Linked DNA regions of Homo sapiens: region 2 is linked to region 1. Evidence: chromatin loops called from intact Hi-C (ENCODE). Cell type or tissue: Caco-2. All regions are shown on one strand. Links, peaks and the distances in the headings refer to the core of each region. The heading gives the core; the rest is flanking DNA. Region 1 has its middle 210 kb from the start of SYT1. Region 2 overlaps SYT1 (synaptotagmin 1).

What was found. Peaks named below come from ENCODE experiments on the same cell type or tissue, not always from the same donor. Only the 100,000 strongest peaks of a DNase experiment are listed, where the experiment ranks them.
Region 2: a loop joins it to region 1, with 3 times the contacts of the local background. A loop is called at or near these places in 2 of 110 quality-filtered maps.

What each region holds. Positions count from the first base shown.
Region 1 is chr12:78,646,266-78,659,067 of GRCh38, forward strand. No RefSeq gene overlaps it. Among named protein-coding and RNA genes, the nearest start is that of SYT1, 210 kb to the right of the region's middle. RefSeq lists an enhancer at 5,453-6,082. In Caco-2, for the core only: no CTCF peak of the experiment used is centred there; a DNase peak (open chromatin) is centred at 5,616.
Region 2 is chr12:79,338,890-79,351,691 of GRCh38, forward strand. All of the region lies in intron 8 of SYT1 (synaptotagmin 1), which reads left to right. Among named protein-coding and RNA genes, the nearest start is that of MIR1252, 74 kb to the right of the region's middle. In Caco-2, for the core only: a CTCF peak has its summit at 6,169 (motif pointing left); a DNase peak (open chromatin) is centred at 6,182.

The DNA.
Region 1 (12,802 bases), core at 2,475-10,474:
TCACATTTTTCTGGGGATCCAACAGCATACCTGGGGCATGCACATTCCAGACACATTTAAGTCTTTGCTGTTTCATGGCCACTGAGATCCCATGGTTCACAGCAAGTCATATGGCCAAACACAAAGTTAAAACACTAGGAAATATCTTTTTTTTCTACTATGAGACCATGATAAGGCTGTGAATGTATACATTATCTATTACAAGAGAACAGAGAATTGAGAGTATAATCTGCCATATGTTCTAAGCACACATTTTTGTTGCTGAATCTTGGTTGAGCTTCAAATCCCTTTTTTTTGCTGCTGGAGAGTATTTCTCAAGTCTTCCTGTTGATTTGAAGAGCTGCTTGATACCCTCTAGCAAACAGTTACCTTTCAGGTCATATGAAATCATATGAGCACCTGGGAGAGGGTTTTGGGGCACAAAGATGAGGTCCTCAAATGACATCAGGAGGCAGTAGCCTAACTTATACCTGAGTATAACCAAATTCTGATTAATAAATCTCTGTGATACTCTCATCAAATATTTTATTGTGGGAAACTGATCATTGTGCAGGATAGGATATTTTTAGGAATGTAGTTTTAAAATAACGAATATAATCTTTGTTAGGACACGAGAATTTTTTTCATTTTGAATCACTACCTAGTAATATATTTTAACCAAGTTTTCACCATAATATTCACTTTTACAAATATAAAAGCTATAATCAAAGGTATATGTATTAGTCCATTCTCATGCTTCCATGAAGAAAATACCAGACTGGGTAATTTATAAAGGAAAGAGTTATAATTAAATCAAAGTTCCATAGGGCTGGGGAGGCCTCAGAAAACTTAACAATCATAGCAGAAGGGAAAGCAAACATGTCCTTCACATAGTGACAGGAAGGAGAAGAATGAGAGAAGGGCAAAGCAAAATGGGGAAAAGCCCCTCACAAAACCATCAGATCTCATGAAAACTCACTCCCTATCATGAGAACAGCACAGGGGAATGGCCCCCATGATTCAATCACCTCCCATGAGGTCCCTCCCCCAATACATGGATGTTACAATTCAGATTACAATTCAAGATAAGATTTGGTGAGGATACAGCCAAATCATATTATTCTGCCCCAACATGTGGGGATTACAACTGAGATAACAATTCAAGATGAGATTTGGGTGGGGACACAGCCAAACCATATCATTATACCTGATTTTTAGTTGCTATTATTTTCCTATTAGAAACCAAATTTGGGGAGGCATCTCCAAATACTAACATTGGTAAGTAAGATATAATTGAGTAGCAAACAGCGGTGGTTTTTTATTTCTACACAAAGGTAATACTCCTCTTCATTGCTAAGTATGTAACTGATATTTTACAAGTTTAACATTTAAAAGAATACTTCTCCACCTGAGAGTTGACAATATGTATTAGAAACAGTAGAATGCTAGTTAACAATGAAATATGGAAACGAAGGCCTGGAAGGAAGGTTTCTAATATTATGTGGGGAAAACAAACAAACCTGATGATCAATCAGTGTGAATTATTATCAGTGTTCTTCATTATGGTTAGAAAGTTGAGCATTACAGTTAATTCACCTGCACATCTGTGACTGCTAGAGGGAATTGAAAGCACCACTGTCTATCCAAAAAGAAAATAGCCTTTAGAAATACTTTGTAATGCCAGATAATAAGGTGATATGATTACAAGCTAATAGACTCCATTACAGTACACAACACCACTTTGGGTTCAGCCTGATATTCCTCTTCTCACACTCCAGATGCTACTCTACTACCGAATTATCTCTCTCTTTGTATTGTTAGTGTGCAGATTGACTGTATTGTGTGTGTTTAATTTTGTTCTAAAAATTTTTTGTGAATTATGGTTTAAGTTATTACTGGGTATCTGAAAAGTAAGTATAAAATCAATGCTTTGTAAGCTCTGGGAAAAATATTGACTAACTTCTAAGGAGATTCATTGTTGTGGGAAGTCAGGGACCCCGAACGGAGGGACCGGCTGAAGCCATGGCAGAAGAACGTGGATTGTGAAGATTTCATGGACATTTATTAGTTCCCCAAATTAATACTTTTATAATTTGTTACACCTGTCTTTACTGCAATCTTTTAACATAAATTGTGAAGATTTCATGGACACTTATCACTTCCCCAATCAATACCCTTGTAAGTTCCTATGCCTGTCTTTACTTTAGTCTCTTAATCCCATCATCTTCGTAAGCTGAGGAGGATGTATGTCGCCTCAGGACCCTGTGATGATTGCGTTAACTGCACAAATTGTTTGTAGAGCATGTGTGTTTGAACAATATGAAATCTGGGCACCTTGAAAAAAGAATAGGATAACAGCAATGTTCAGGGAACAAGAGAGATAACCTTAAACTCTGACCACCAGTGAGCCAGGCGGAACAGAGCCATATTTCTCTTCTTTCAAAGGCAAATAGGAGAAATATTGCTGAATTCTTTTTCTCAGCAAGGAACATCCCTGAGAAACAGAATGCGTCCCTTAGGGTAGGCCTCTAAAATGGCCACTTTGGTGGGCAGCCATCATTTATGGTCGAGCTGTAGGGATGAAATAAGCCCCAGGCTCCCATAGTGCTCCCAGGCTTATTAGGACGAGGAAATTCCCACCTAATAAATTTTGGTCAGACCAGTTGTCTGCTCTCAAACCCTGTCTCCTGATAAGATGTTATCAATGACAATGTGTGCCCAAAACTTCATTAGCAATTTTAATTTCACCCCAGTCCTGTGGTCCTGTGATCTCACCCTGCCTCCATTTGCCTTGTGATATTCTATTACCTTGTGAAGCACATGATCTCTGTGACCCACACCCTATTCATATACTCCCTCCCCTTTTGAAAATCACTAATAAAAACTTTCTGGTTTTATGGCTCAGGGGGCATCACGGAAACTGCTGACATGTGAGGTCTCCCCCGGACACCCAGCTTTAAAATTTCTCTCTTTTGTACTCTGTCCGTTTATTTCTCAGGCCAGCTGACATTTAGGGAAAATATTATTTATTTATTTATTTATTTATTTATTTTTAATTATACTTTAAGTTTTAGGGTACATGTGCACATTGTGCAGGTTAGTTACATATGTATACATGTGCCATGCTGGTGCGCTGCACCCACTAACTCATCATCTAGCATTAGGTATATCTCCCAATGCTATCCCTCCCCCCTCCCCCCACCCCACCACAGTCCCCAGAGTGTGATATTCCCCTTCCTGTGTCCATGTGATCTCATTGTTCAATTCCCACCTCTGAGTGAGAATATGCGGTGTTTGGTTTTTTGTTCTTGCGATAGTTTACTGAGAATGATGATTTCCAATTTCATCCATGTCCCTACAAAGGACATGAACTCATCATTTTTTATGGCTGCATAGTATTCCATGGTGTATATGTGCCACATTTTCTTAATCCAGTCTATCATTATTGGACATTTGGGTTGGTTCCAAGTCTTTGCTATTGTGAATAATGCCGCAATAAACATACATGTGCATGTGTCTTTATAGCAGCACGATTTATAGTCATTCGGGTATATACCCAGTAATGGGATGGCTGGGTCAAATGGTATTTCTAGTTCTAGATCCCTGAGGAATCGCCACACTGACTTCCACAATGGTTGAACTAGTTTACAGTCCCACCAACAGTGTAAAAATGTTCCTATTTCTCCACATCCTCTCCAGCACCTGTTGTTAAAAGAACCTACATGAAATATTGGGGGTGCTTTTCAAAATACTTTGTAATGCCAGATAATAAGGTAATATGATTACCAGCTAACAGACTCCATTATAGTACACAGCACTGCTTTGGGTTCAGCCTGATATTCCTCTTCTCACACTCTAGATGCTACTCTACTACTGATTTGTCTCTCTCTTTGTATTGTTAGTGTGCAGATTGACTGTATTTTGTGTGTTTAATTTTGTCCTGAAAAATTTTGTGAATTACGTTTAAGTTATTATTGGGTATCTGAAAAGTACGTATAAAATCAATGCTTTGTGAGCTCTGGAAAAAATATTGACTAACTCATAAGGAGATTCATCATTGACAGAGGTAGTCAGTGGCCTACACTCATGTCACCATCACCACAAAATAGCACTGCTTCTCCAAACTGCATTTTTTTTCTGAAAGAGTAATTCCTTGTGGCAAGTGATATGCTCCATGAAAGCTGTATCAGTTAAGGTTTGAGCTTAACTGCATGTAACAAAACATCTAAACACATCAATCTTCTAAGATACCTCCAAAGTTTTGACAAAAGTAAATTCAGAATAATTTTGGTCTTGGAGATGGAGATGAACATCTCCAGAAACAGACTAGAAACCCAAGACAGAGAATAAAAGCAGCAAAATCCAGTGGGTGCCTGGGCTGTGGATCCAGAAGTAGGAGGTGCCAGCCAGGAACTTGGATTCTGTGTAGAACTACACCATTCTAAAAGTAAACTCATAATCTAGCACCCTGAATCCAGGGTCTACTTCTAGGCCTGGGACTTAAATAGCTTGCTCTCTTTAATATGTGTAAAAGATGACTTAAACAAATAGTAAATCTTTCATGTATACAAAGACAAACATAACCAGCCATTAGAATATAATCTGACCATGCTTGGTGGCTCACGCCTGTAATCCCAGAACTTTGGAAGGCTGAGGCATGTGGATTGCTTGAGTGCAGGATTTCAAAACCAGCTGGGGCAATATGGCCAAACCTTTTCTCTACCAAAACAAAAAACAAACAAACAAACAAAAAAGAAAATTAGCTGTGCATGGTGGTGTGTGCTTGTGATCCCAGCTACTCAGAAGGCTGAAGTAGGAGGATCCCTTGAGCCCAGGAGGCGGAGGTTGCAGAGAATGGAGATTGCACCACTGCCCTCCAGCCTGAGCGACAGAGGGAGACCCTCTCTCTCTCTCTCTCTCTCTCTCTCTCTCTGTCTCTCTCTCTGTATATATATGTGTGTGTGTGTGTGTGTGTGTGTGTGTGTATGTGTGTGTGTGTATAATCTCATTGAATGGTAGACCACCAGGTGGCTGTGAGAGTAGAAGTATTTGAATTGTCAAACAGTAATTACATCATACAGAGTTAAATAAGGAAGGAAGATTTTATTCAAGATAATTGCAAGAGTGGAGAGAGTTCAATCTCTTTTCCTTATTTCCACTGAAACAAAAAGTGGGAAATGATGGAGTTTTAGTTGGGTTGTTTACTTTTTTAGGTGGTTCCTTATGTAGCAAAGGTTAACAAAAGATAGGCTATATAAAATATTTTTATAGTTAGAAAATGAAAATTTTTTAAAACTATATTCACACATCTGAATCACATCTCTTTCCCTCCCACACCATCCCTCCCAGTCCAATGCTAACATACTTATAGGTAACCATTTTTATTAATTTCTTGCTTATTCATCCAGTGTTTTAAAAGCTCTTTCATATAAATATATATGAAATAGATATATAAAATATATATGATATATATGAAATAGATATATATGATATATATGAAATATGATATATATTTGATATATATCATATTTCATATATATATATGGTGGGAGAGCTTTTAAGCACTGTAGTGAGCCAGTGGAAATGTACTGGAGGAGTTGGTTTGAGGATGAGGTGGAGCTTGGTCAATGTGATGAGGCCATCTGTCTCTGCTAATTGGTGCTTATCTAAGTTAGCCTCCTACCTTCCCACAAAGACTGGGAAACAAGGACCTTATCTTTCTTGACAATTACATTTCAAAGGAATGGTTTCCAGGTTATTGAAAAAGACATTCCTGGGTTGTAAAACTGGCCAGAGACTGGGAGATTTGCATCTTAAAGGAGGAATGCTCTAAGTAAGAGTGGTTAGGGGCCTACAGTTAGGAAGAAACCTAAAGTTTAATCAAGCTGAGGGAAACTTTAAGATCCTCTAAGTGGATTCTACTGGTGTTAGAATTTCTGGCCATGGTGATTATAAAAAGCAGATCAAATTTAAAGCAGTTTTTAAAATTTTTCTTTCAAAGACAATTTAACAGTCAATACACACCCTTATCGCCCGCACCCCAGGGCAGGCTACTCTCACTGCCCTCCAGATGCTATGCTACTGAAGGTGAGATTAATTTTATACACTTGTCAATAAGAATTTTAAATCTATTTAATATTCTCACAGATACATATGAAGTCATGGCACATTCACTAAAATGAACAAGAAATTACAAAACAAAGTAGGTAGAAGTGAAACAAGAATAGGTCTACAGGCTGGGTGCGGTGGCTCATGTCTAAAATCCCAGCACTTTGGGAGGCTGAAGCAGGCAGATCAATCACCTAGGTCAAGAGTTCGAAACCAGCCTGGCCAACATAGTGAAACCCCGTTTCTACTAAAAATACAACAACAACAAAAATTAGCTGGGCGTGGTGGCGAATGCCTGTAATTCGAGCTACTTGGGAGGCTTAGGCAGGAGAATCGCTTGAACCTGGAAGGCAGAGGTTGCAGTGAGCCAAGATCAGGCCACTTCACTCCAGCCTGGGTGACAGAGTGAGACTCCATCTCAAAAAAAAAAAGAAAAAGAAAAAGAAAAAGAAAAAAAGAAATAAGTGTATAGTATACGAAAAGAAGCAGTTAGATGTATTGCAAATGAAAATGATGGCCGGGCGCGATGGCTCACGCCTGTAATCCCAACACTTTGGGAGGCCGAGGCGGGCGGATGACGAGGTCAGGAGATTGAGACCATCCTGGCTAACATGGTGAAACCCCGTCTCTACTAAAAATACAAAAAAATTAGCCGGGTGTGGCGGCGTGTGCCTGTAATACCAGCTACTCGGGAGGCTGAGGCAGGAGAATGGTGTGAACCAGGGAGGCATAGCTTGCAGTGAGCCAAGATCGCGCCACTGCACTCCAGCCTGGGCGACAGAGCGAGACTCCGTCTCAAATAAAAAGAAAAAGAAAAAAAGCAAATGAAAATGACATTTCCTGGAATAAGTATTCCATCAGGCTCAATTCTAGAGAATTAGTGAATTGAAGAGTAGTACTATTATTGAGACTCAGAAAACAATACCCCAAAATGAAGGCATCAGAAGAAGCCTCAGAAGGAAAAGCTTTTCTTTAACCTTCTCCTGCCCTCCTGTCTCTCAGTCCCATTCTCTCCCAAGATTAGCCATAGAAACTAGAATCCCTCTTCCCCAAGGTGGGCCATAGAAACCAGACTCCCTTGTCCCCAAAGCCAGCCATAAAACCTAAAAAATATGACTCTAACTTTCCCTCCACCTTTCTGTGTAAAAACTGGCCCTGAAGAAATTATCTGACCTACATTGTTTGACTGTGGGTCATAAGATCCCATTCCAGAGAGGGTCTTTTCCCATACCCAGAAGAAGGAGTACTGCACAGAGAGGACAAGAAGAATCGAAATAGGCTATGCAAGGTTTCTTCACTCAGTCTATTAGTATTAGTTCATACCATTTTTTTGTCCAGTTATATTTCTACACAGCTGTCCATACTTCATTGAATCTAATGGACAGTTTCCCCTGAAGTTCTGTCTTCATTCTGAAAGCTCCCATGTACATGTTAATAAAACGTGTATGCCTTTTCTCAGATTAATCTGTCTTTTGTGGGTTAATTTTTCAGTGAAACTTCGAAGGGCAAAAGAGAGGTTTCCTCTTGGCTTCCACACTGTGATAAAACTAGATACTCAGCCCAAAGTGATAGAATAGTTAAGTTATTTGAAAGGTTGCTTGTGATACTCCAACAAATACCTAACGGGAATTCTTGATTATAAGAATGGAGAAAATAGTAGAAAAGTAGTCGTTAAATGGCAAATAAGCAACATTTTTTTCCAAATTAATGACACACATTCTCAGATTAAAAGTTTACTGTAAGTTTTTGCAGGATCAATAAAATTAAATTTACATCTAAACATGTTGTATTGAAACCTAAGAACATCAAATACACAAACAAAAATGCTTAGAAAGTTACCAGAGTGAATTCAAAGTACCACCTTCAACAAAAAAACAATTACAATTAACACACACCTCATTAAAAACAAAAAGAAATATCTGAAAGTGGTGAGGGATAATAGTTGTGAAACTAAGATATTGTAACTTGTTGAGTTATAAGTTATGTGCACAGGTAAAATAGATATATTTTTAGTCACAGCATGTCTAAGAGAGTTAACTCAAAAAAAGTGAAACCAGGAAATAGGAAACAATGTTGAGTACATAAACTGATAAAATATTTTTAAAGTTAAATATAAATTAGTGATATTTTAATTTTTAAGTATACCTAAGATTCAGAATACAACTGCAAAAATATTTCTGTTCTTGTACGTTGTAAGAATATAAAATGATTTAAAATATATCATCAAATTTTAAAATTAAGCAGTCGTATTTCAAGAGGTAACCAAAAATTAAAAATACAATCTATAGCTCCCAGAGCAGCATGGGAAAATCAGGACAAAGGGAGATGAGGGGATGACAAAATTATATCAAGCTACAAGAAGGCAAGAAAAGTCCATATATTATTAATTAATCACAAGATAGGTGAGCAATAAATTTACTTATTAAAAGAGTTTATACAGATTATTAGATTAGCAATCCAGTTGCATTTTACTTATGTTCAAAAAAATCCAGGATTATTTATATTGAAACTACAGGAAAGTTCAGTATGATTGCTAGGTCAAAATAAACAGTTAATATTTTTTCTGTATACCAGTAAAGATCTAACTAGGAAATATAGTTTTAGAATACTGTTCATAGAATTTTACATTTCTTAAAAGTAAATCTAGCAAAATATGCGAGATCACATGAAAAAGTTATGAAATATTGAGAAGCATAAGACAGCATTCCAATAAATGGAAATTACAATGTTCTTATGAACAGAAAGACTCAATATCTTGAAGATGTTAATCTGTAAATCCAATTAATCTATAAATCCAATGCAATTCAAATAAAAAAAAACAGGAATTTTCATGAATAGAACAAGCTGACCCAAGAAAGCATTGCCATGTACGAAAGACCAAGAACAGCTAAAGTAATTTTGAAAAACAACCAAATATAATAACTTTTTTCCTGAAAAGCATCAAAATATGCTATTAAAATTTCATTGTAATTAAAACAATTTTACTTAGACCAATATACTGAAGGAACAGAAAAGTGAGACTGGAAATAAACCCTCATATGAATGGAAAGTGAAGTATGAATGAGATAGCATTACCAATCAGTGTGGAAGCAGTGGTTAACTCAAAACAATATTGCCAAGGTAATTGGCTAAACAGTAATGTACCAAATAGAAAAAAGCATTAAAATAGATAGATTCTAATCTTGTTGTAAACCTGTGTGAAGACACACATGCATAAGCATGTACAAAATTTATAACTGATTAAAAGCTTAGAAAAACATTGAATATTTTAGGAAAAAGGATAACATGTTTATTATTTTAAGAGAAAATTCTTCAATAGCAAGCATCATTTTTAAGACTTCATACCACCAAAATAAATGTGAATTAAGAGTTAGGAGAAGCTAAAAATGTCAAGAAGATTTTTAACCAACAAAGGAAGAGCATCCAGAATAAATTTAGAACACTCTCCAATTATAAACATATAGACATGGCCCCAAATAAGAACATTTGGAAAATGGACAACAGTAAAGCAAATTGGCAATCCATGTAAGCAAAACATAATTGACCAAGAAATACCTAAAAAGAAGCTAAGCACAAAAGAAAAACTATTTATTTCACCCATCAAAGTGGCAATATACAAAATGCTAACAAAAATAAGTGCTGGTGAAAAAATGGAGAAATGCCTTCATTGCTGATGCATGTGCTCATTGATAATTTCAAAGCACAAATAGACAAATTGGTAAATCGAAAAAAAAGTTATCTTCCTACCTAGCAATTCCATTTAGAGTTGTGCTCCTGAGAAATTCTACAACTCACACACGTACAGACATATTGCAATGCTTATTACAGTATTTTTTACAAGAAAAATTAGAAACAAGCTGGGCATGGTGGCTCTTGCCTATAATACTAGCACTTTGGGAGGCTGAGACAGGAGGATAGCTTGAGCTCAGGAGGTTAAGACCAGCATGGGGAAGATAGTGAGACCCCATCTCTACAAAAAATAGAAGTAAAAAAATTAGCCAGGTGTATGTGTGCTTGTAGTCCCAGCTACTCAGGAAACTGAGGTAGAAGGATCACTTGAGCCTGGGAGGTCAAGGCTGCAGTGAGCAGTGATCATGTCCCTGCACTTCAGCCTGAGTGACAAAGCAAGATCCCAACCCAAGAAAAAAAAACTGGAAACACCCAAAATATCCATTATCAGAAGATTAAATAAGTCAATTTTTATATGTTTACATATAAAAATACCAAACAGCATTTAATGTGAGTGAATTACAGTTAAATTAGAGTTAAATATGTCAACATGAATAGATCTCAAAAGCATAATATAGAGTAAAAGAAATTAATCACAAAATCATAAGTGTAATATAGTTCTTAAAAAATAGAAATTGAAAACATGCCAATTTTATATCTTGCTTATGAATTCTTTCATATGTAAAATAGTATAAAATACTGAAAAATATTTTTAAAATTCCATTTGGGAAGGAATAAGTCATGCAAGGAGAATTATACAAAAGGCTTGAAGAAGATTCGTCATTGTTATGGGTTGCCTTTTGTTCCTCCTAAATTCATATGTTGAAGTCCTAAGCCCCAGTACCTCAAAATGTGATTAAATGAAACTGGTTAAATTAAGATGAGGTCATAACAAATAGGGTGATCTCTTAATCCGATATATGTAGTGTCCTCATAAAAAGGAAAATTTTGGACATGGACACACACACACAAACACACACATACGAAGAATGCCATGTGAAGATTGGCATTTCACTTCAGCAAGGCAACAAACTCCTGGCAGCTAGGAGACATACCTAGAGCAAATACTTTCCTAGCACCTTCAAACAAGGATGGTTCTGCCGACATCTTAATTTCAAACTTCTGGTTTCTAGAATCGTAAGATGACAAATTTCTGTTGTTCAAGTCACTCAGTCTATGGTACCTTTTCAGGAAGCCCTAGTAAATTAATACAGTAATGTTTTAAAATGTATTTAAAATTATCTATGGCAATTATTGTAAACATTTTTAAATTGATAAACTGTAGACTTACTCTCTATAGTTTTCTCTGAACTTGAAGTTTTCATGATTTTGAAAAGTAAAAGGAAAGTGAATTCCAATCTAAAGGAATAATTAATAAAATGGAAAAGTTGAACAAAGATGTTAATCTGAGGAAGCTAGAATATGAGTATTAAAAAGTCAGCTTTATGACAGGCAGGAGAAAAGTTGTAAAAATGTGTACACACAGGATTAGTAAACAGAAACACAATACAATCAAAATCATTATTTAATTTTAGGAAGCAACTGAAAATTCAATTAATAGGAAAGATTTATAAGCAGAAAACATATAAAAATGGATTATGTCAAGGTATAAAAAGTTTTTTAAGGAATAATGATACGATTAGCAAAATTGTATTCTAATATACTTAAATATCTTGAGAAAGAGGATTTTTTTAACTGTATAATATCGGATATATAATTTTTTTAAACTATAAAACATCTGATGTACATCCAGGAGAAAAATCTTAAAAGTCCTATTCTATAAATGTGTAAAATTTGTATCATATTATTCATGAAAGGAAAATATGAAATTTTTATAAAATAATAAAAGGCATACATTACCTAAATACAAATTGAAATAATGAAATATATTGTCACCTATAATCCTTTGCTTCAATGAAACCTATGGAGGCATGGAAATCTTAGGTAGTGTAGTTGGTTGGATCCCTACCAGGAAATGGGAGATGATAAAGGATTTTGATATTACGAAAGTAGAAACATTACTCTGAAAAAGTCCTCAGTACATTGTTTTGTAAATACATATATATATATACACACATACACATTTATACAAACACACACACATACATATATACAGATATGTATATATTTGTGTGTACATATACACACATGTATATGTGTGTACATATGTGTGCATATATACATATGTGCATCTATACATATGTATATACATGTGCGTATTTGTGCATATATAGGTATATACATATACCTATATATGTACATATGTATGTGTGTGTATATGTATGTGCATATATATGTACTATTGTGTGTGTCTATATGTGTGTGTTGTGTATATATGTACATATGTATATATGTCTCTATGTGTGTGTATGCATGTGTGTATATATATATATATATATATACACAAATGGATATTGATGGCAAAGTTGTAGGTAAAATGTAAGTTTATTACACGGTTGGGCAGAATGGACATTGAGAAACTCTTAGAAAAACAATTTTGCAAAGTTATCAAAAACCTTCAAAATATTCTCTTTCCTTCAATAAATCTGTTTCATGGAATTCAGTCTAAGGAAATAATCAGAAATTTAAAAAATGTTTTGTCAACTATGGTCATCATCTACAATAGTAAAAACCAGAAATCAACAACTGGAAAATTACTATGTAAATTATGGTGTAGCACATTATGCAATCTTTTAAATAAACTTGATTGAGAGCTTTAATGATGTAAAAAATGCTTATGATATAGCATGATTCAGTTTTTCTAATTTTATACAGAGAATGAAATAAACTATGTGAACAATAATTGGAGAAGGGAAACACCAAAGTATGAAGACTGCATATCTTCAAGTGGTGGTCTAATGGTCCATTTTTATTTTTTTGTTGATATTGGCATTTTTTTTTATATTTCCCGTCTTCTCGAAAACAATGTATTATGTTGCAGTCATGAAACACAATTTTGAAAAGGTGACTTTTAATTTTTCATCGA
Region 2 (12,802 bases), core at 2,034-10,033, 690 kb after region 1:
TTCCCACCTATGAGTGAGAACATGCAGTGTTTGTTTTTCTGTCCTTGTGATAGTTTGCTCAGAATAATGGTTTCCAGCTTCATCCATGTCACTACAAACAACATGAATTCATCCTTTTTTATGGCTGCGTAGTATTCCATGGTGTATATGTGCCGCATTTTCTTAATCCAGTCTATCATTGATGGACATTTGGGTTGGTTCCAAGTCTTTGCTATTGTGAATAGTGCTGCAATAAACATACGTGTGCATGTGTCTTTATAGCAGCATGATTTATAATCCTTTGGGTATATACCCAGTAATGGGATGGCTGGGTCAAATGGTATTTCTAGTTCTAGATCCTTGAAGGAATTGCCACACTGTCTTCCACAATGGTTGAACTAATTTACACTCCCACCAACAGTGTAAAAGTGTTCCTATTTCTCCACATCCTCTCCAGCACCTGTTGTTTCCTGACTTTTTAATGATCGCCATTCTAACTGTTGTGAGATAGTATCTCATTGTGGTTTTGATTTGCATTTCTCTGATGACCAGTGATGATGAGCATTTTTTCATGTGTCTGTTGGCTGCATAAATGTCTTCTTTTGAAAAGTATCTGTTCATATCCTTTGCCCACGTTTTGATGGGGTCGTTTGATTTTTCTTGTAAATTTGTTTAAGTTCTTTGTAGATTCTGGAAATTAGCCCTTTGTCAGATGGGTAGATTGCAAAAATTTTCTGCCATTCTGAAGGTTACCTGTTCACTCTGATGGTAGTTTCTTTTGCTGTGCAGAAGCCCTTTAGTTTAATTAGATCCCATTTGTCTATTTTGACTTTTGTTGTCATTGCTTTTGGTGTTTTAGTCATGAAGTCCTTGCCCATGCCTACGTCCTGAATGGTATTGCCTAGGTTTTCTTCTAGGGATTTTATGGTTTTAGGTCTAACATTTAAGTCTTTAATGCATCTTGAATTAATTTTTGTATAAGGTGTAAGGAAGGGATCCAGTTTCAGCTTTCTACATAATGGCTAGCCAGTTTTCCCAGCACCATTTGTTAAATAGGGAATCCTTTCCCCATTTCTTGTTTTTGTCAGTTTTGTCAAAGATCAGATGGTTGTAGATGTGTGGTGTTATTTCTGAGGGCTCTGTTCTGTTCCATTGGTCTATATGTCTGTTTTGGTACCAGTACCATGCTGTTTTGGTTACTGTAGCCTTGTAGTATAGTTTGAAGTCAGGTAGTGTGATGCCTCCAGCTTTGTTCTTTTTGCTTAGGATGTCTTGGCAATGCGGGCTCTTTTTTGGTTCCATATGAACTTTAAAGTAGTTTTTTCCAATTCTGTGAAGAAAGTCATTGGTAGCTTGATGGGGATGGCACTGAATCTATAAATTACCTTGGGCAGTATGGCCATTTTCATGATATTCATTCTTCCTGTCCATGAACATGGAGTGTTCTTCCATTTGCTTGTGTCCTCTTTTATTTCCTTGAGCAGTGGTTTGTAGTTCTCCTTGAAGAGGTCCTTCACATCCCTTGTAAGTTGGATTCCTAGGTATTTTTTTCTCTTTGTGGTAATTGTGAATGGGAGCTCACTCATGATTTGGCTCTCTGTTTGTCTGTTATTGGTGTATAAGAATGCTTGTGATTTTGCATATTGATTTTGTATCCTGAGACTGCTGAAGTTGCTTATCAGCTTAAGGAGATTTTGGGCTGAGACAATGGGGTTTTCTAAATATACAATCATGTCATCTGCAAACAGGGACAATTTGACTTCCTGTTTTCCTAATTGAATACCCTTTATTTCTTTCCCTTGCCTGATTGCCCTCTGGCCAACTACAATTTCATACCATGATGGATGCCATGTTGCCCATTAGGGGGTGAAACAGTGTTTCATATTGTTTTAAAGGACCCATAGAGATCTAAAGCTTTAGCTAAAGGTAATAAATGGTAGAATTTCAAGTACCTCAGCACACTATAGCATAAAGAATCTTTTGACAAGGACACTTTTGGAATTCACTTTTCCCTACTCTCCACTAAAAAGTCACAGTAGTAATTATTTACAAATTCCTCTACTTTCTCTATAGTGGTCCTTCCTAATACATGTTTCTATAATGACACCTACAATTTTATGTTGAATTTTTGTTTATATGCCTGTTCATGCCAGCATTGAAAAAGCTTCTTAGGGCAAAGACATGTTTTAATCATCCTTTGTTTCTAGTTCTTTGTAGCATGACTGGCATATTGAAAACCCAACATAAGGGTTTGACATATAAGACTAAGCTTTACTCATTTTCTACAAACCACAGATTTTTAAGTGGATCACTAATTATACTTCTGAAAACACTGTTTAGAAGTCATTTATTTATTATTAGTATTAATTATTTCAGGCTAGGCTACAATAACAAATAGGCCCAAACACGTAATGGGTTCTGCAAAAGAGAAGTCTTGGCAGGTAGGGCTCTGCTTTATTAAATCTTCAAGGATCCTGTCTCACTGAACCTCTGCCATCTTCAGCATTTCAGCATGTAGCTTCCAAGGTCACTCTGAGGTCACTATCACAGACATAGAAAAGAAAAAAAATCATGGGTAGGAGTTCTGGGGGACTGGGTCTAGGAGTGGTGCACATCACTTCTGTTCACATTCCATTAGCTAGAACCCAATCACAAGACCACATCTAACTACAAGAAAGGCTGGGAAATGTAGTCTAGCTGTGTTCTCAGGAAGAAGAGCGTGGACTTTTGGTAAACTACAGAGACTCTGGCAGTCTCTGCCAGAGTGGAATACTTAATAAATACATTCATTCTTTTTTTTTTTTTTTTTTTTTTTTTTGAGACAGAGTCTCGCTCTGTTGCCTAGGCTGGAGTGCAGTGGCATGATCTCAGCTCACTGCAAGCTCCAACTCCCAGGTTCACACCATTCTCCTGCCTCAGCCTCCCAAGTAGCTGGGACTATAGGCACCCGCCACCATGCCCAGCTAATTTTTTGTATTTTTAGTAGAGACGGAGTTTCACCGTGTTAGCCAGGATGGTCTTGATCTCCTGACCTCGTGATCCACCCGCCTCGTCATTCAGAAAGATGTGAAAGATGAGTGAAAGTTAACTAAGTAAACGGGAGGGTGGCAAGAGGGCAGAATGTCAAGCAAAAGGAACTGTTTATGTGAAGCCTCTGAAAGTGTAGGTGGCGTGGCACAGTTAATGATATAAAGAAGGCTTTCCCCTTGTGGCTGTTGCGCAGAGGGAGAAAGAGGCATTTGATGAGGCAGAGGAATAAGTAGGAAATAGAACTTGAAGATTATTCTAAATGATCATAAGAATTTGGGCCTTTTAACTCAAGAGAGATAGGAGACCTACTTAAGGATTTTAAGATTTGGTTTTTTGATGTTTTGTTTTTTAGAGACAGGGTCTTGCTCTGTTGCCCAGGCTGGAGTGCAGTGCCACAATCATAGCTCACTGAAGACTCAAACTCTCGGGCTCAACTGATCTTCCTGCCTCAGCCTCCTGAGTCACTGGAACCACAGGCATGCACCACCATGCCCGGCTATTTTTTTGTTTTTTGTAGAGATAGAGTCTGGCTTCATTGCCCAGACTGGTCTCAAAATCCTGGTTTCAAGCTATTCGCCCTCCTTGGCCTCCCAAAGTGCGGGGATTATAGGAGTGAGATACGATGCCTGTTATTTAAAAGGTGACTCTGTCAATTGTATTCTAAGAGTAAATTTCAGGAAACCAATTAAGAGGGTATTGGAGTAATCTATATGAGAGATTATTTGATCACATGGTGAAGACTATAAGGATGGAAACAAGTGAACTTATTGAGAGATTTTATGATAAATAAAATCAGAACTCAAAAGAAGTCAATGATCAACGATCAGTGATAATGCCCAGTTTTCTGGCTTAAGCAACCCCTTGGATGCTAATATCATTTGTTGAAATCGAGTGAACCAGATTTAGAAGAAAGATCATAAATTCAGTTTTTGGCATTCGAGTCTAAAACGAGTGTGAGATATTCAATGACTAGTGGACAGTTAGATATAAAAGTCTGGGGCTTAGAGAAAATATCTAAACTAGAGATACAAACTGGAGAATCACTTCCATATTATAACTAAAACCATATACTGGGATAAGATTAGTTTATGAAGAAAAGAAGTTAGTTATAACTACACCCTGCAAAGGGAGACCAAGAGTGAGTGGCCAGGGAGGCAGAGAAACTAAAATCAGGAAATCATTGTATTATAGAATCCAAGGAAAGAAAGGGAGTCAATAAATTCTGCTGAAAGTTCATGGAAATGAGACCTGCAAAATATTAATGGTTCGGTAATATGGATGTCATTTGAAATCTTAGTAGCAACTATTTTAATAAAATGATGGAGAGAGAAATCAATGGAACATGAAAAAATGGGGACAGTGATTGTAACCAATTTCTTCAAGAAATTTGGCTGTGCAAAGGAGCAGAGAGACATGGCACATGTAGAAAAGAGGATAGTTGAAATAGGAATTTTGTTATGATAATAGCGAACACTCACACAGTACATTTTGTGAGCCAGGAACTCTTCTAACTCCTTTTTTACATACTAACTGATGTAATTCTACTGACTCCATCACTATTCTTCCATTTTAGAGATTAGAAAAGTGAGGCACAGAAGAGAAAGTACATTGCCTGAGGCTTAGTAGGTAATAAGAAGCAGACTTGGGAATTGAACCTAAGTAGCCTGACTATAGAGTCCATGTTGTTACAAAGTCACTGAGGAATCTTCTAAGCATATTTTAATGTTGAAAGAAAGATCTCAAATGTTATTTTGTCTTTTGTCAGTAATAAAATATTTGGCACATACTCCCAATATTTCTGTCTTTCTATAAATCATATATATATTGTGCTATACCAATATATGATGTGTTTTATAAAACATATAAATGAAACACAATTTTGAAAATATGGGATAAAAGTAAATATAAATAGAAGGTCTAATATTGTCTTCTCATACTCCAATGGATTATCTTATGAAATCTGCAATGAAGATAACTAAAGAAGAGAGGGAAAGGATAGAGAAAAAGAACTGAGTGCATTTACTGGTTTCGACTACATGTGCAAATTTCCACAAACTCCGTGGCTTAAAACACCCATTTATTAGTTCAGTCCAGTAAAACAGAGAGAAAAACTAGACAGGTAGCTCTAATAAAGTAAAATCATGGAAATATATGATTTCCCAGCCAGAAGAACCTTCAGGACTGTGTTATCCAGACCTGTTTTATAAAGACAAGGAAGGTGGATCCCGATGGTTAAGCAGTTGACCACATTTCACCTCCTTCAAATCCTTCTTATACAGACATTCCCTGAACTTCCTGTTTCAAATTGCTATCCTTATTCCCCACCTACTTTACATGTTTCCACAGCACATACCTCACCAAACATGCCTTTTATTTTACTGTTATTTTGTTGACTTTGCGTGTCTTACTGACCACTGTGCCCAAGTGCCTAGAACAGTGCCTGGCACAGAGGAGGTACCCAATAAATATCAGTTATACCAAAAAATAGTGAATGAATACACATGGTGGTCCAGTGCTCTTTCCACCACTCTATACTGTACTTTACTGTCACTTTTTGTTTGTTTTTGTTATTGAGACAGGGTCTCGCTCTGTCTCCCAGGCTAAACTACAGTGGCACGATCTCTGCCCACTGCAACCTCCACCTCTTGGGCCCAAGTAATCCTCCCACCTCAGCCTCCTGAGTAGCTGGGGCTATAGGCACGCATCACACCACACCTGGCTATTTTTTTGTATTTTTTTGTAGAGACAGGATTTCACCAAGTTGCCCAGGCTGGTCTCAAACTCCTGGGCTCAAGCAGTCTGCCCGCCTCTGCCTTCCAAAGTGCTGGTATTACAGCCATGAGCCACCACACCCGGCCTACTGTCACTTTTAAGAAGCATTTTGATTTTCTATTTTCATCCTTATTTTGATCACATCAGAATATCTGCTTTTCTGTGAATTATTATTTCTAATGGGACCACAAGTGTATCAGTTAATCAAAATATAAATTATGGACATCATGAGGAAATTTTGAATTTCTAAATCATAAAGTGGAAATCCATTTTCAATTAAATTACATGAATTTTACACTTACAGAAGAGTAACTTGGTTTAAGCTGTTCAAGGGGTATAGTACTGTGTACATGCATTCCTGTGCCTAGAACACTCATGCCCTCTTGTGGACAGGGTTCATCCTGACTTCCTGCCGAACCTTCCTTATCTCAGCTCAGGTAACCGCTCCTCCAGGACACCTATATGTCCCCTGCCCTCCTCCTCCTCCCACAGACACCAGCTCTGGTTAAAAGGGGAAAACTAGAAGGCTTGTCTTAAAGCTACATTTGCATGGCCAGCACATTGGTTTTACAAAGAACATGCATTTGGGGTGGCTTGCAGAAATTTATAACGATTATTGAGGGAATAAATCTCTAAAGTCCCCCTCTCCTTAGTTACTAGACCCTGGAAGGTTTCAATCTTCACCTCCTATAGCATTTGTGCCACTTCTGTAGTACAGTCAATGCATTATATTTTTACTCATCTAGGTATCCATAGAGCCTAGACTAGAACCTAGAAGAGTCTGTGGTGGAACTCAGTAATTATTTTTTAATAAGAAATGAACGAATATAAACCAATGAGTTACAGAGTATGCCTAAAGAATAAGCATCCAAAGATACACTCTCTTTCACCTGAACAATTTACTATACATTTGTAGACTAGGCCAGATTCAGTCTTTCTAGCCTGAACACATTACACAGCAACATTTCACACTGTGACCATCTGGTCCATTAGATGTAAATACCGATTTGGCAGATACTTCAGGAGTATGAGAGTAATGCAGGAATAAAATGAAGTTGAAAAATGCTACCACCCAAAAGATATATTTAAAGCCACATATTATCTTATTAAAATTAAAAACCTAACATTGTCCTTCATATAAGTGAAGACTGTTTTAGTATTTTTACTAATGGGGACTATGCAAATGGTCTGAATTTTCATTTGAGAGATAATTGGGTCTCCATTTGTATGTCACCTCTAAACAAGACTCCCAACCTCAGAGAAAAACCATCTACTCATCAAAGAATCTGTTGCCAATTTAACACATAGAAAAATCTTCTTACAATTAACATAAATAGAATGTCCTTTTAAAATGTCACAGCATTAATTCAGGTACTTTTGAAAAACTCACTCAAGAGTACAGTGTTTCCATCAAATGTATGAACTTAGCCCCATTTGCAAAGGTCACTAAAATGAACCCATCTTTTTCCACATAAAACGATGTATGGGGCTACAGAGCCATTAAATAAATATTCATTTTAAATCAAGCTTTTTATTTATCCATTGGAGATGACCTCTGTTCTAATTATCTATAATGCTTTTCAAAAAGGAAAGGTATTTTTGTCGTTGTCTAGTAAATCATTAATTTGTGTCTATTCAATGGCTGCATTTTTTTAAAAATAATGAAATTATCAAGCTGCTCAGAACAAAGCTGCCTTCTGATTGTCAGCTGTATATTCTAAAAGAGCAGGTAAATTTCTCTGAATCTCACAGCTGGAACTTTTCTAACACTAACTGGCAGTTTCCACCTAGTGATCAAGGCAATTGACTAAAATAAATTACACATAAAGCTGAAATTCCTAATAGTAATAAGGCCCCTTCATGAGATAATCACACCAGCAAAAGCACTCATGTGTTGGCTGCAACCCTACAGGGTCTTGAAATTATCTTATAAAAGCTATACCTCCAGAAATGGTTTTGTTTCTAGTTTCATGACAGGGCTAATATGACAGTGTCCATAGCACTAGGTACAAAGGAGGAGCTCCAAACAAAATTCGTTACTTGACTGGATTAAAATGGAGACACTGTTGTTAAAGCACTAACATCAGTGCTATTTACAAAGCAGATGACTGGTGAGGACCTCATTTCAATACAGTCAACTGACAATTATTTCGAAGCTTTTATTATGTGCCTGGAGCTAGGCATAGAAAAGTAGTATATAGTCCCTGCTCTTCTGGAGTTTAAGGTGAGTTGAGCTCACGTGTAAGAAATAAATAGGGAAAAAGTAATCTCGAGGCACCATTCTACCAGCTATAAAGCAATTGCTAGCAGAAATCCAAGTGGGCTAGAATAGTAAGGAGGTTTTTTTGTTTGTTTGTGTGTTTGTTTTTTCTTTTTTTTTTTTTTTTTGAACATGGACTAGGGCTTAATGGTTAGGAGTAATTTGATTAGGCAGAAGGGAATAAAGGATTGCAGATGGATTTTCCAACTAAGCAAAAGTCTGGTAACTGGAAGGAATATAGCTCACAGAGAAATAGTGATTGCTGTAGCAAACTTCCCAATCTTTGTACCATCTTCATGACCAATGCATTTATTAACTGGGCTGTCAGGAGTGTTGATGGCTTATAGCTCATAACTGAGTTCCCCCTTCCTGGCATCACCCTCAGCTGAAAAGATGCTCACCCAAGATGTAGGAGCAGCCCACATCCAATGTTTGGGGGATTCAGGATGATAAAATCTCATCCTTGTTGCCCCATTTCCAAATATCTTTGAAGAACTCTCCCAGCTCCAGAGTTCCCCATAGAATTGACTGAGGTCTTGATGTAACTGTATCACAGCCCAACTTCTCAACCTGTGTAATCCTGATTCCCTCACTCCCAAAGAGGGGTTGATCTAAAGGACACACCCCTATAAACCTCATGTTGAAAATCTGCCTGAGTCTGCTTCCTCAGAGAACTCAACATATGACAAATGAAGATGCTGAAAAGACCAACCTGACTTATTCAGTTGTAAGAAAGCTGCATGTTCTCATTCAGTAGGCATAGACACTATTCCAATGCTGGGAACACAGCAGTAAGAAAAACAAGTCTTTTCTCTTATGGATCTGATATTCTGGTGAGGAAAACCTAAATAGACATAATAGAATGTCAAGTAATGACGGGTGCTAAGACAAAAAAGAAGCAGGGCAAGAGGAGAGGTAATGTTTGTGTTTAGGACTGCATTGGACTACATTAGATAGAGTGGCCACAGAAAAAGTCCCTAAAGAGGTAACATGCAAGCAGAAAGCTGAATAAACTAATGAAACAATTCATACCAGTATCTAGGAGAATATTGCTGACAGAAGGAACAGCAATGCAAAGATCCTCAGATAGAAGTGTGTTTGGCATGTTTTGGAAAGAGGAAGTGAAATCTGGAGAACAGTGGTAGGATACGAAGGGGGCAGATCATATCAGGCCTTTTAGTGTAAGGAACAGATGTTATTCTAAGTAAAAAGGGAAGATCTCAAAGGGCTTTGAGTAGGATTGTCCCATGATCAGATTTCCATTTTAAAAGGATCATGCTGCCTTTTATGTGAGAAGGAAACTAGAAAGGAGCAAGAAGAGATGCAGAGAGGCTATTATGAGGCTATTACAGAGGTCTAGGTCAGAAGTGACAATGACATGGACTTAAGGTTGCCACTGGTCATGGCTTGCCTGGGACTGAGGGGTTTCCCAGGATGCAGGACTTTTAGATCTTAAACCAGGAGGATCTTAAACAAATCAGGATGTTTGGTCACCCTACTTGGACTAGAGTAATAACCCTATGAATGAAGGCATGTGGTCAGGTTCAAAATATATTCTAAGGGTTGAAGAAGCAGTGAAACAAGAGCAAATGGTTTAGACATTTAGGACAGAGGCAAAATGTAAAACTTCTTGAAAGTCAGGAAGAGGGGTTCAGACCTTTCAAACATTCACTTGGCATTAGTATGTAGTATGCATTGAATTTTGAAGAGACTATAACTAAAGAGGTCTTTAATCAGACTACTTCAGAAAATATGACAGAAATGTCACTAGGGCTTAACCACAATGGAACTGATGGTAAAAATGGAGGTGGAGGTGATTGAAATGGTGGTGTTGGTAGTAGCAGAGGTCATAGTGTAGGATGGTGAAGGTGGTAGTGATAGTGACAAGTATCATATAGAGATGGTGCTCATATTGACATGGATGTGGAAGTGGAAGGAAAGAAAGAAAGACAGATGAAAAAAGACAAAGAAAGAAAGAAAGGAAGAAAGGAAAAAAGAAAGAAAGGAAAGAAAAAGAAAGAAAAAAAGAAAAGAAAGAAAAAGAAAGAGGAAGAAAGAAAGAGAGAAGGAAAGAAAGAAAGAAAGAAAGAAAGAAAGAAAGAAAAAGAAAGAAAGAAAGAAAGAAAGGAGGGAGGGAGGGAGGGAGGGAAGGAAGGGAGGAAGGAAGGACGGACAAACAGGAGGAAGGGAGGAAGGTAGGAAGGAAGAGGAAGGAAGGAAGAAAAGGGGAAGGAAGGAAAGAAGGGACGGAGGGAAGGAAGGAAGGGGAAGGAAGGAACGATGGAAGGAAGGATCTAACTTGAGAGACATTTACAAAATGAGAAATATCAGGACTTGTGGGTTAAATGAATAAAGGAAAACAAAGAGAAAGGAAATGGAGATGAGTTAGTGACCCTGACAGAAAGATGTTGGAAAGAATAGTTGAGGGGAGGGATTGGTATTGAACATTAATTTAGTTACAGATATAAAGTAAGAGTGGAATAACCAAGTGGATGGCCAGCTGGGATATTAGTTTCTATCATTCCAGACAGCAGTGTACTAGTAAAGAAAACTCATGATTTTGAGTTAAAAGAGTTTGCCCCAGTTCCTCTCTGAGACAGCTATGTAACCTACACCCTCTCAGTCTCAAAGTCTTTATATATAAAATGGACATAACAGTACCTCGTTCACAGGGCTATTCTAGAAAAAAGTAGACAAAATTGTCAAGGAGCAGCAAGGATATGACTTGGGTATCTTCTTTTTTCTTTGCAAATTTTCCAAGAACCCTTTTAGTCCCCATCACCATAATCCCACCAAAGAAAAACATTCTTTTTAATTTAGAAAATCTTGGTTTCTAGAACTTTAGAGTGATAAATAAAATATTTATATTAAATGTTTATAAATTACTATGCAGCCATCTTTCTTCCAAACTGGCATGCCAAAACTATGAAATTAGAGTTTGATGTAAAACTGTTCATATAAAACTATTGGGTTCTTCTAATTCTTCTATGTTGATGGACAAGAGATATAGTAAAAGCTTCACATGCTAGAACAAGACTCTAGGGACAGAAGTGCTTTTCTTCTCATCACAGAAGTTCAGTGAAAGACTTCACTGAGGAAATGAAAATATTGGTTTCCAAAAATTCGTACTGGCATGAGTCTTTAAATCTGATTCAGGGTAACAACACTGGCTTACTATATAAGCCACAAACACAAGCCTTGTTTTGACTGGGGCAGAATAGAACACACCTTGTGGGGATGACACAGAAGTCCAGATCGTCCTGCCGTGAGGGTCCTTCTTGCGGGCAGTATCAGGGCCTCCCCAGGATGCATATTCTTTTTTTTTTTTTTTTTTTTTTTTGAGACGGAGTCTCGCTCTGTCGCCCAGGCTGGAGTGCAGTGGCGCGATCTCGGCTCACTGCAAGCTCCGCCTCCCGGGTTCACACCATTCTCCTGCCTCAGCCTCCAGAGTAGCTGGGACTACAGGCGCCCGCCACCATGCCCGGCTAATTTTTTCTATTTTTAGTAGAGACGGGGTTTTACCGTGTTAGCCAGGATGGTCTCGATGTCCTGACCTCGTGATCCGCCCGCCTCGGACTCCCAAAGAGCTGGGATTACAGGCGTGAGCCACCGCGCCCGGCCCTCAGGATGCATATTCTTGCTCTTGTTTCACATAAACTTCAAGTCCCTCATCCTCCCCAACATGTGAGAAACACATGACAATCATATTTGCAAATATCCTAGATCAATTAATCTTGGATCAAACCACCAGGTAGTAAAAGAAAGCTGCCCTAATTTTCAAACTTTTGGTAGACAATTATTAAAGCTAATTCTTAGGGCATTAGGGAAAGCATATACTTAAACCTCCAAAAATTTCACTAACAAGAAAATGGTTAGTATAAATTGGATATTTTCCTTGCCTTTTTCTGGAAATGAGTTTTTCTCTATCTTGTTGATGCCCATAAAGGACACAAATTTCAGGAAAATCAAGGACTAGCTTTCAAATATCTTGGAGATCCAGAAGTAATAAAATGCTAAAACTTTTTGAAAAGTAACTTCAGTTAATTAATATAAACTACACATTCAATTTGGCATATCAATTACAATAATTTTATGAGCAAATGAAATTTTACATGTTAAAGTTCTTAAACTAATGAAGCAAATGTAGATCTGTAAAGGGTGCTTTAAAAAAGCACTTTTCCATATTTTTCTTTCTCCCAAAATGCCCATATTTTTCTCTTAAACACTCATTCTTCTCCCATCCCATAACTTTAAAATTACAAGTAACATCACAGATTTCTCCTGCTTCCGAGCATGCTTTTTCAAACTGTACAAATACTCTCTTCTGAAGATAAATATTATGTAAAATCTTTTAAACTTCCTATGTGTCATAAGATTGAGGAATAAAAGGTATTGGAAGAAGACATTTGTGACATTTCTTTGTTCAACACAATTGCAATGCCCCTAAATTAATCGTGGAATTAGATTATGGCCCATAAAGGGAGATGTTATTTAAGAGAGAGCAGTCATGTCTGAAATTCCTAATTAGAACAGTTAGAGTAACCTGATCCTGCAACACAATCAGTTCCCCAAGGAGGCTATTGTGGAAAATAGACAGAATTCTGCGAAAAAAAAAAAAAGAGCCCTCCTCCTAACGAGCATTTTGAACAGCAATTTTGTTCATTTACATTTCTCTTGTCCCATAAAGTTCAGATAAATTTGTCCATATTTTATATTAATTTCCATGATATTGTCTCCCATTCATTATTTTCAGATACTCTG